Regions from separate parts of the Homo sapiens genome. Here region 2 is linked to region 1. A link is a contact called in ENCODE Hi-C data. All regions are on one chromosome and are shown on one strand. Each heading gives the region's core, a stretch centred on a gene start or an enhancer-like site at or near the end of the contact. The rest is flanking DNA. Distances are from core to core; before and after follow the strand shown. Region 1 holds the start of MKRN2OS (MKRN2 opposite strand). Region 2 overlaps IQSEC1 (IQ motif and Sec7 domain ArfGEF 1).

The links. Hi-C counts contacts between places; a loop is a spot of excess contacts on that map. Pooled maps may share reads with other maps.
Region 2: a map of heart left ventricle shows a loop between it and region 1 (4-fold over the local background). The contact joins the enhancer-like site here to the promoter of MKRN2OS in region 1. A Hi-C loop is called at or near these places in 2 of 168 maps with a recorded cell type or tissue (PC-3 and heart left ventricle), 2 of 37 single-sample maps with no recorded cell type and 6 of 50 pooled maps.

Annotation. Positions count from the first base shown.
Region 1 is chr3:12,541,712-12,547,286 of GRCh38, reverse strand. MKRN2OS (MKRN2 opposite strand) reads left to right here and starts at 1,788. Exons shown (of 4, transcript NM_001195279.2): 1 at 1,788-2,040; 2 at 4,058-4,107; 3 at 5,265-5,427. The coding sequence starts at 1,823.
Region 2 is chr3:12,903,609-12,909,471 of GRCh38, reverse strand. It overlaps IQSEC1 (IQ motif and Sec7 domain ArfGEF 1), which reads left to right. Exons shown (of 14, transcript NM_001134382.3): 11 at 38-199; 12 at 947-1,123. All of the region lies in intron 4 of LOC105376956 (a long non-coding RNA gene), which reads right to left. Among named protein-coding and RNA genes, the nearest start is that of LINC02022, 21 kb to the right of the region's middle. Within about 2 kb of position 4,302, at least 3 of the 41 ENCODE cell types and tissues checked have a DNase peak (open chromatin) inside an H3K27ac peak, as active enhancers do.

The DNA of each region.
Region 1 (5,575 bases), core at 539-3,038:
TAGGTGTGAGCCACCATGCCCAGCCAATATTGAGCTTTAAAAGAATCTAACATACCATTAATTTTCTCCAGAAAGTAGAATATGGTGGGTGGAAATGTTATGTGAGAAACAAGGGGCATTACTTTTTTTCCAAATATTTTTATGGAATTGCTTATTTTATTTATTTATTTATTTATTTAGAGACAGGGTCCCACTCTGTCGCCCAGGCTAGAGCACAGTGGGATGATCTTGGCTCAAGGCACCCTCGACCTTCCAGGCTCAAGCACTCCTCCCATCTCAGCCACCTGAGTAACTGGGACTACAGGCGTGCACCAGCACACCTAGCTAAAAATTATTTTTAAATTGTACACCCCATCTACCCTGATGTGATTATTGCACATTGTATGCCTGTATCAAAATATCCCATGTAGGCTGGGTGCGGTGGCTCACGCCTGTAATCCCAGCACTTTGGGAGGCTGAGGCAGCAGGATCACCTGAGGTCAGGAGTTTGAGACCAGCCTGGCCGACATGGTGAAACCCCATCTCTACTAAAAGTACAAAAATTAGCTGGGTGTGGTGGCGGGCACCTGTAATCCCAGCTACTCAGGAGGCTGAGGCAGAATTACTTGAACCCAGGAGGCGGAGGTTGCAGTGAGCCGAGATCACACCACTGCACTCCAGCCTGGCGACAAGAGTGAGACTCTGTCTCAAAAAAAAAAAAAAAAAAAAAAATCCCATGTACCCTTTAAATATATACACCCATTATGTACCCACAAAAATAAGAAAATTAAAAAATTATTTTAAAATTGAAAAATTATATACTGCATATAATAAAATGCACAGCTTGATGATTTTTCACAAATGGAATACTCCCATATTATTAACACCCAGATGAGTCACAACAGCCCTGGACCCGAGAAACCACCTCTGTCCTCTCCCAGTCAGTATCTCCCTCCTGTAACCGCTATCCTTATTTCTAACAGGGCTGTTAACTTTTTAAAAAAATCCCCAGAACATTCTGGATGTTAATTTTTTTATAAGCAAAATTACTTTTATAATATAAAATGTCAAAATAAAATAGCCTTAAATAAGGATTTATTTATGCAACAACAAATGATCTAACCAATTCTGGGAACACAAAAGTAAAGGTCTCCAATTTCAAGAAGCTCACAGACTAACGGGAGAAACAAAACTAAATGATTAAATAACAGTTCTAGGCTTGGTGCAGTGGCTCATGCGTGTAATTCCAGCTCTTTGGGAGGCTGAGGAAGGCCTCTTCAAGTCCAGCCTGGCCAACATGGTGAAACCCCCATCTCTACCAAAAAACACAACAATTAGTTGGGTATAGTGGCGTGTGTCTGTAGTCCCAGCTACTCCGGGAGGCTGAGTGGGGAGAATCACTTGAACCTGAGGGTGGAGGTTGCAGTGAGCCAAGATCGTGCCACTGCACTCTAGCTTGGGTGACAGAGTGAGACCCTGTCTCTAAATAAATAAATAAGAGTTCTGACGGAAATATGAATCCAGCGCTGCCACTGCAAGGGAAGACTGGGGGAAGCTGACAAAACTTCCACAGAAAAGTGAGGCTTTAAAGGATGAATAGGAGCTGGCAGTTATCAGTTACCATAAACAATGGAAATAAACAAATAGAAACTAGCTCTTTAAGATACAGTCTATGGGGAGGCCTGGCTACTGGTTAATCCTATCTGGTTTGGCTTCTGAAGCCATCAGTCAGGATGACATCACCATTGATCAGGTTCCTTGGGGCGGTGTGCATTCGCCAGGTGTATAATGAGGAAAAGGAAGTCTCCGGAAACCTCCCCTAGCATTCCAGGAGGCGAAAGCTATGCACTGCGCAGAGGCTGGGAAGGCTTTAATTAAATTCAACCACTGTGAGAAATACATCTACAGCTTCAGTGTGCCCCAGTGCTGCCCTCTCTGCCAGCAGGACCTGGGCTCGAGGAAGCTGGAGGACGCACCTGTTAGCATCGCTAATCCATTTACTAATGGACATCAAGAAAAATGTTCATTCCTCCTCAGACCAACTCAGGGGACATTTCTTAGGTACAGTGTTTTTTACAGTGTTAAATTGCATTGTGCAAACTTTTCCTTCTGTTTTAGTCACTAAAGTTTCCTTTTCTTAATACATAATGTGTGAGGTTTGGTGGACAATTTTTTCGGTGCTTTGGCTTTAAATCCTGAGATGCAGTCCTACTGGCTTCATAAAAACAGATGGTGTGCATATGTTCCTGCAGTGACAAGTGCAAGAATATATGTGGAATATATGAAGAGTAAACCTGCTCATATGATTTTCAGAGAGAAAAATATGTGCTCAGAGGCTAACCAGGAAAATGACCCAGCAGCTAATCTTATCTAAATAATACCTTTACTGTCAGTTAATTTGTAGTTTCAGTGACAAACAGGTACAACCTACAGGGCCCGATGAACGGGCACTTGCAGACTATTTTGTATGGAGGCAAATTAAACTGAAGACTAGAACTGATCTATTTCCACTGTAGACACCACCTGGCTTTAAGAACAAATTCAGTTCTCTCTTGCTGAGAGCGCTAGCATAAACAAAAAGGATGAATTAGAAAGCAAAAGAAAGGATTATACCTTTTTTTTTTCCCCGAGACAGAGTTTCGCTCTTGTTGCCCAGGCTGGAGTGCAATGGTGTCTCAGCTTACTGCAACCTCCACCTCCCGGGTTCAAGCGATTTTCGGGAGCCTGCCTCAGGCTCCCGAGTAGCTGGGATTACAGGCGCCCACCACCACACCCGGCTAATTTTTGTATTTTTAGTAGAGACGGGGTTTCACCATGTTGGCCAGGCTGGGCTCAAATTCCTGACCTCAGGTGATCCACCTGCCTCAGCCTCCCAGAGTGGTGGGATTACAGGCATCAGCCACTGTGCCCCGCCAGGTTTATATTTTATTGTCCCCGTGGAGTTTACCAATAGGATTAGGATCGGCCCAGCATAAGCCAGGCTTTAGGTGAGCATGGGTCATAGAATGTTGGTGTATGCTTTAGGAAATATGTTCAGCTCCTGCGTATCATTAGTCTAATGCTCCCTAGAGTTTACCCTCCTAACTTCCTGTCCCCTCAAGAGTGCTGGTTTTGAATAAGAAAATGGGAGTTGACTACTCACCTTCCTGCCTACTAACTTCCTTAATTTCCTTCTGGTCCCTATGAGGATTAAATGAACCAAAGTATGTAAAAGGTTTTGGTCATACTGTTAGGTGCTAAATAGACAGCATCCCTGGGCCTTGCTCAGGGAGGCAGCCAACGCAGAAAGGACATTACAGGCTCTGGCGTCATAAAGCCCCTGATTCCTATCCTGGTTCTTTTAACCAGCTCCAGGTATCTCTGGTTCCTTATCTGTAAAACAAAGATTAAAACTGTTATTTTTTTTTTTTTTTTTGAGACCAGGGTCTTACTCTGTTGCCCAGGGTGGAGTGCAGTGGTGCAATCTCGGCTCACTGCCACCTCCGCCTCCCAGGTTCAAGCGATTCTCGTGTCTCAGTCATCCGAGTAGCTGGGATTACAGGTGCCCTCCACCATGCCCAGCTAATTTTTGTATTTTATTTTTTAGTAGAGACGAGGTTTCGCAATGTTTTCCAGGCTGGTCTCGAACTCCTGGCCTCAAAAGATCCTCCCACCTCAGCCTCCCAAAGTGCTGAGATTACAGGCGTGAGCCACTGCATCCAGCTGGCTCTATTTATTTTCTTGGACAGACTCTCGTTCTATCCCCCAGGGTGGAGTGCAGTGGTGCGATCATGGCTCACTGCAATCTCCACCTCCCGGGTTCAAGCTATTCTTGTGCCTCAACCTCCCGAGTAGCTGGGATCACAGATGCACACTAACACACCTGGCTAATTTTTGTATTTTTAGTAGAGATGGGGTCTTGCCATGTTGGCCAGGCTGGTCTCAAACTCCTGGCCTCAAGTGATCTGCCCGCCTTGGCCTCCCAAAGTGCTGGGATTACAGGTCTAAGCCACTGTGCTCGGCATCCTCCTACTTTAAATGCCAATTCTTCATGCCAAATACATGCAAACCAAAAAAAAACAAACCTTGTTTCTTTCAGAGAGTATGATGGAAGGTCTGATCTTCATGTTGGAATAACTAACACAAATGGTAAGTGCAGTTTTGTAGCTTAAAAAACCCCTACTACCCAGCAAAAGGAAAGCAGTATTTGTGGAGATTTGATTATGGCAACATCTAATAAGTGATTCCATTGTTCACTGGGTTCTTGTACTGCACCATGAGGTAGGCATTGCCCACAAATGAGAAATATTTGACTTTATGGCAAATTATCACTAACAATACAAAATATTTGAAAGCTCTTTAACGTTTTCTCAGTGAGGAGCCTCACAAACCTGTACATTTTTTATTGGTTTTTAAAAGAGGAAGAAATAGATGTCCAGTGAGATTGACTTGCCCAAGACCTCCCATCTTGTGTCTGAAGCAGAATTTGGAACCAGGCCCTCTGACTTCCAATCCTATGCTCAGCCGACTACCACTGGGTCCCCACATTCTAGGGACGTCAGGAGTAAAGCAGGATGTGGTGGGGCCTGCAGTGTTTTTTTTTTTTTTTTTTTTTTTAAGGAAAGTGAAGATTAAACAAAACTTCCTTTGGCCACCTATAGCTCTGAGGGCAGTGTGCAACCCTTCAGCCAGAAGCTTTCTTGTCTGCAGGAAAAGGTCCTGGGTGGAGCCACCTGCAGGATGTGTAGCCTGGATATGGTGAGGCAGGTGAGGCACCTACCCAGGCCTCACAGGTGAAGTCTAATAACAGCCTTTCCTTACCCGCTGAGGCAAGAGAAACTGATACTGTGATCAGAAACCCAGAACAGTTCTGGACTTAGTTACCCACAAGAACAGTCATACTTACCACTCATCTTTAGCAGGTGGAAATTTATTCCTGATTTAAGGAAACAAGATTGACCCATTGGTAAATAGAGAACTTCAATAAAAATATTGGAGATGATGATCCTGGTGCCTATCATTGTCTCTGTTTCCTGGGGGCAACTTCACAGCCCTCAACAGCAGGTAGAGCTAGAACTGGGTTTCTCTCAAGGAAATGATTGCTGATAACAGGGAAGGCTACAAAAATCCCTCCATGACTGTAGGCAAATCTAAATCTCATTAGGTGGATGGAAGATTCTAGAACCTCCACCCTGGATTTATGTTACGTAAAGTTACCACATGGCTACTGTCATTTTCTGATGTCTCTTTTTCACAGAGGTGTGTGTTTCCTTGGGGCTCCACATGACTTTGGTTTTGATTTGCAGGGGTTGTGTATAATTACAGTGCACATGGTGTCCAGCGAGACGGAGAAGGGTGGGAAGAGAGCATAAGCATCCCATTACTGCAGCCCAACATGTATGGAATGATGGAGCAATGGGACAAGTACCTGGAAGACTTCTCCACCTCGGGGGCCTGGCTGCCTCACAGGTACACGACTGCAAATGCTGCCCCCTCGCTGACACTCACATGCTATGCAAGTGGGATCCCCGTGTAGCCTCAGCTCACAGAGGACTCAGCAGCACTTAGCTTCATGTTGAGCCGATACAGACATATTAGCATCTCTAACAGAATTTAA
Region 2 (5,863 bases), core at 3,053-5,552, 360 kb before region 1:
ACCCGTGGGCCTCCTCCCCTCTCCTTCCCTTTTGCAGACTACCCCAATGGCATCCGGCTCACCTCGTCTGTCCCCGGAGCAGATATCAAAGTGTTAATAAACTTCAACGCCCCCAACCCTCAAGACCGGAAGAAATTCACCGATGACCTGCGGGAGTCCATTGCGGAAGTCCAAGAGATGGAGAAGCACAGGATAGAGTGTGAGTACCAGGCCTCATGGACAGAAGGCCGAGACTTGCCAGACTCTGGCACTTGCCTCCCCATGTCAGGGCAGTGACTTCTGAGCTCACAGAGACAAGATGTCCCCCAGTCTTTTCTGGCCTTCCCTATGGCCACATGATGGGGCAGTCTGTGTTCCCAGGCTGCAGGAGGCACAGAGGGAGTCCAATCCAGGACCCGCCCTACCTGTTGCCTGTTGTATGTCCATCAAAAGACCCTGGCTCTCTGGTCATCCCGTGCGCAAGAGCCCGCAGAGTTCCCAGCTGGCCTCTCTGCACCTCGTCATCTTCTGCATCAGGCTCAACCGACTGATGGGTCACACAGCCAAGGCCATCCCTGGCTCCAGGTCTACTCCCTGGCTCCAGGTCTACTCCTTGGAGGCACATGGGACTCCCTACCACTGCCCTCTCTGTGGAAGACCCTGGCTAATCTTTGCTCATCTCTCAGACCCAGGCAAGTCTGTGCCTCCCTGTCCACTCCCGAGCCTGGAAGGTGACTATCCTTCCTGCAGGTCACAAGGCCCTCTGGTCTCTCTAGCCTCCCTCCTGGGATCTCCTTTCTGCTCTTTTGTCCAGGGTGGCCATCACACCCTCTTTCCCAGAAACAACCCTTCCCCATTCCAAGCAGATGGTGGCTCAGGACAGTGCTAGCTCCAAGCAGAAGGCCCCGTCTCCTGCCCACTCTAGGCTGTGCTCCTCTCACCAGGACCCTCACCCTCTCTGTTCCAGCGGAGCTCGAGAAGCAGAAAGGCGTCGTGCGGCCCAGCATGTCCCAGTGCTCTAGCCTCAAAAAGGAGTCGGGCAACGGAACACTGAGCCGGGCCTGCCTGGACGACAGCTATGCCAGCGGTGAGGGCCTCAAGCGCAGCGCCCTCAGCAGCTCCCTGCGGGACCTCTCGGAAGCCGGTAAGAGCTTGGCCTAGAACCACCTTGCTAGCCCAGCGCATGCAAGACCGAGGCAGGGCGTCTGCATTCAGGGCATGCATCACGCGGGGCAGGGCCTGCGGCGAAGCCAGTGCGGCATTTCCCCTGACCTTCCGCAAAGCAGAGCAGCGTGTGACATACAGAAAGGGCGCCCCAAAAAGACACAGGGAAACAGGACCCAAACGTCAAAAAGAAAGGCATTGCACACGAATTAGCTGGGGAAGTCACCCCCATTTTCCCTTTCTTCTTCCAGGGGTTTTATTTACTTGTTTATTGATCTGGGAAGTCGCTCTAGCCCGAGTGAGCCGGCGGCTGTGTCCCGTGCTCTCTGTGCGGCCGCGTCCCTGTGCTTCATGCTGATGAATGAACTTGCGCGGAACCCTCTAATCTGTCTGGCGCCCCCTTGCCCACTGTCCCCGGTCTTGCTTTCCCTGCGGGGCCTCCTCTCCTGGGAAACCCGGGCCTCGTCCAGCCCAGAGGCCATTGAGCAGCAGCCAGGGCTGGCTCCGGGGTCCGGGAAAGCCCTGGTGGGAACTGTGATGTTGTGGTTGTTTCTTTGTTTCTGTGTGTGTTTAATTTGCTGCCAGCTGTTTAACCCCCAAGCAAGCAGCACCCCTGAAACTGCCTACATTCCTGGGAGTGGGGCACCGGGAGCAGCAAGGCTCAGGGGCTTTTGCCAGCAGCTGTGGCCCAGGCTCTCCCTTGTGGGGCAGGAGAGAAAAGAGGCACTGGCCGACCGGTGGGTGCCGGCTCGTGCCGCTGCAGGCTGTGTTGCTGCTCAAGGAGTGTACGGGAGGGTATCGTAGCCGCCCTCCGCCGAACAGTCTGTCCACCAGTCAGCGAGCTTCTCCCAGGAGGGGCCCCGGGGACTGCCTGGGGCTGCAGTGGCCCAGCTTGTCCCACGCAGGTCTGCCCCAGGAGCCTGGTGTGCCTGTTTTGGGAAGACCCCCCCATTCCTGGGGTTGCCTGCCCCACCTGCCCCACCTTAGGACTCCCTCCCGCACCTGCCCGTCAGCAGCCTTGCCTCCCCTCAGCTTAGTCCCTCTCAGGCCCTTTGGAGTCTGCCCTTTAAGTTGGATTTTTTCCTTTGTTTTCGTTTTGTCATTATTATTATTATTTGCCATGGTAAAAAAATCAGAAATTCATTGCCAGTTGCCAGCATGAGGGTTGAACCCAGGGCTTCTCAACCTCGGCTTGATTGACATTTTGGGCCAAGTGACTCCTTGCTGGGGGACCGTCCCGGGCTTGGCAAGATGTTTACTCGCATTCCTGGCCTCTACTACTGGTTGCCAGTAATATCTTCCCTGTCATGACAGTCACTGATGTCTCCAGAAATTGCCAGGTATCCCCTGGGGGACAGAATCATCCCTGGTTGAGAACCACTGGTTTCCCCAGTGGCCTTGTGAAACACAGCTAAATGTCACTGGACTGCTTTGGGCCTCTGCAGGCTGTGGGCTAGAGCCTCCGTTTGAGTTTGTGCAGTGTGACAGGCCCTGCCCTCTCCCTTCCCTTAGCCCCTCTCAGGCAGCAGCAGTTCTGCCAGAACCGAGGCCCTTGAGCGCCATCCGCCCCAGGGCCCAGCAGTCAGGACCTCAGCTGTCCACCCTCTGCCAGAGCTTGGGGGTTGGACAGCCACGTGCCGGCCCCAGGTTCGTGTGAGGGGTGGGCCCACGGCCAGCTGCTTTCATGTAGTGTGACGATTGCTGTTGTCATTTGGGAATTCTGAGCTCAGACGGACAATAGGGACTGAGACCCCACCCTGGGCCTGCCATTGAAACAAAAGGAGGAACAGATCTCAGGGACCCCCCTGTACCCCGAAAGGTTTGGGGGTGAAGCGAGGTGGGGTTTGAGTCCAGGCAGCTGCCGAGGCCCCAGGCTGGGGAGAGGCCACCTGTGATCTCCCATCGGGACAGGCAGGTGCTGGCAGCCTTCCTGGGGAGGGGCAGGGCTGGCAGCAGGAAAGGTCAGATGTGCTCTGGACCAGATGGGGGCTGCAAGCTCCCCAGCGGCAGCATGGCCCCACCTCACTCACCACGGCCCTCACAGCACTGAGCCTGAAACACCACGATGAGCTTGTGGAAGAGGTGAGCCTGCGGACAGTGTCCCCTCCATGTTTGACACGTCACTGCTCCTGGGGCAGGAGACCCTGAGAGCAGCTGTCCCAGGTCTGCACTCGACATCCATCCAAAGGAGGACATACCACAGACATGAAGCCAGGGGACTGATGAAGTGGCCGTAGATGGTGCCTGAAGGAACCCATCCTCAGGAGACTGCAGAAGCCTCTGTTGTGCCAAGAGTTAGAGGGAAGGGGGCTGGCGCCGGCCCCACTGCAGTGCATTGCCTGGCGTCTCAGCCCTGGTCTCCCTTGGGCTAAGACTCCCCACCCGGTGCTCATTCCAGCGGCACAAGAGTCCTGCTGACCCAAGACCAAGGACCCAGCAAGGACTGTGGAAACAGGGTTCAGCCAAGTGGTGATGGACACTGACCAGTGGCCCCCAGCGGCCCTCCTGCCCCTCCCTGGCCAAGCTGCCCAGCTCTGAGTCCTTACGGAGAGGACCTGCCTGCAGCAGTCTCCATGTCCCGTTACAGGGGAGCAGTGACAGGCACCAGTGGTGGGTGGACAGAGAAGCGCCCCTGCCACGTGTGAAGCAGGCCAGGGCCCAGAGAGGGTGGTGCTTCCTCTTGCCCTGGCCACATCCCTCCCCACCATGTCAGGCCCAGCAGAGAACATGGTGCAGCACGCAGATGCCAGAATCAGACAGCCTGAGCTCATCCCCCACCTCCGCCTGCCCTCTCTAGCGGTCAGACCCTGTGGGCCCGTTTCCCCAGCTGCAGCGAAGGAGTCGATGCATGGAAAGCCTTTCAGGCATGCCTGGCTCAGGCAGCGCCGGCCGAGTGTGCATAGCTATCATTTCTGTTATGGTCACTGACACTGAGCAAGGCCACCAGCCCAACCACAGCATTGTTGAGGGTCACAGGACGAGGATCCTGGGTGGGCAGGAGAGCACTGCCACGTTACGCCCTGCCCTGACTCTGAGGAAGCTGAAAAGGTTGTGAAGAATCATCCTGGGAGCCCTTCAAGAAAAATGGTTCCAAGTCCCTCCAGGCTCTGCCCAGGGCTGGCTTGGCCTGATCAGCACGTGTGTGGTGTGAGCCACTATTCTGGCCTGCCTGACTTCATCAGCCGGTGAACCAGGGCAGGTGTGGGAGGCTGCGTACGCATGGGATATCTGCACGGCTGGCTGTGGGCAGTTATGGTTGTGGGTGTACCTGTGAGCACAGGGCTCTAGGACTCAGCACAGAGGGAGCCCTGGGGTCACCCTGCATCTCTTGCTGACCTGAGACATTGAGAAAGTAGATTGTAAGACACTCAGCGTCACTCCAAAACAGCCAAGTAAGGAACTCCTAAGTGTTCACCCAAGTTGGGCAGGGTAAGGAGGGCCATGTTCAACTCCAGGTGGGGACACTATGTGGACCCCCAACCCCAGCCTTCAGGGCTGGCCCAGGTCCTGTCAGAAGCTATAGGCCAGCCAGAAGGAGTTGCCGGTTACAGACGGGGAGGCCATCTCCCCTCTGGCCCTGGTTTTTAGTCAGCCAGAGGAGTCCCAGGCGTTAGGGGTAGGCTAGAGAGCTGATTTGAAAACCTAGAGACATTGGCGCTCTGTCCCTCCACATTTCCACATGGCGCCACAATGTCCTGAGTGTCTGATGGCCGTGGCCACCCAAGAGGGGGGTGGAGGAGGGAGGCCATGTCCTGGGAGGCTGGACTCTACTTTGCTCCATGTCCCTGGACCACTGTGTTGGGCAGGAAGGGAAGAAAGGTCAGCCCTTCTTCCCACACTGGCTGAAAAATAAGGAAATGTGAGCCTCCTCTTACTTCCGGCTGAGAATTAGGGCCAAGGTTCTACTTGGCTGTCCTAGTCTTCAGCAACTGGTGTTGAGCCCTCTTGCCCTGATGTGCCGTGTGGCCCTTTCCCAGTAGTGGTCTCTGAGGGCCACGTCACACAAGCCAGAGCCACCCAAAGCCCTTTGCTGACCCCAACTCCCACCTGGACCTCTGGTTTGGGGTCAGCAGACAAGGCAGAGGAACTGGACTCCCCTGAGTCTGTGCTGTGATGCCCAGGCCGAAGCCATGCCAAGGCACAGCCCAGCACATTCAGATGGCACGGGGAGGCTCGAAGCCCACAGCACTTCCTCCACCTGTCACTGGCTGGTGGCCTTGGGCTAGCTGGGAGGTGCAGTAGCTTTCCCAGAGGCTGGGGACGGGGCACAGTGGGGAGGCCCAGCAGTTGCTTCCTTCTTCCAGGCTCCTGGGCCCAACCCGGCCTAGGGTCCAGCTCTGAAGGCAGCATGGCCAAGTTATCCAGCCTTAGAGGCGGTCGGGTGAGCAGGTCTGGGTGTGAACCCTGCTGCCTGTGAGAATTGGGCCTCAGTGTTCCTCTCTCTGATATGGACACAGTGGCGCCTATAGGGTTGACATGTCCAGCGCAGCGCTCAATACATGGTGATGCTGCCCAGATGGAAGCTTCTAGAGTGTCAAGTGGGGAGGACTGTTTCTCTCTCCCTCTTCCCATCCCCACTCCCAGAGAGCTGGGCCCGTCATGCTCCAGGCTTGGTGTTCCTCAAAAAATCCACGGAGAAGTCCTCAGGAGGGACTGTGGAGGCTGGGCGGGGCCAGGCCGGGCCTGGGCCCTACGCACCCAGAGCCAAGAGGAAGACCTG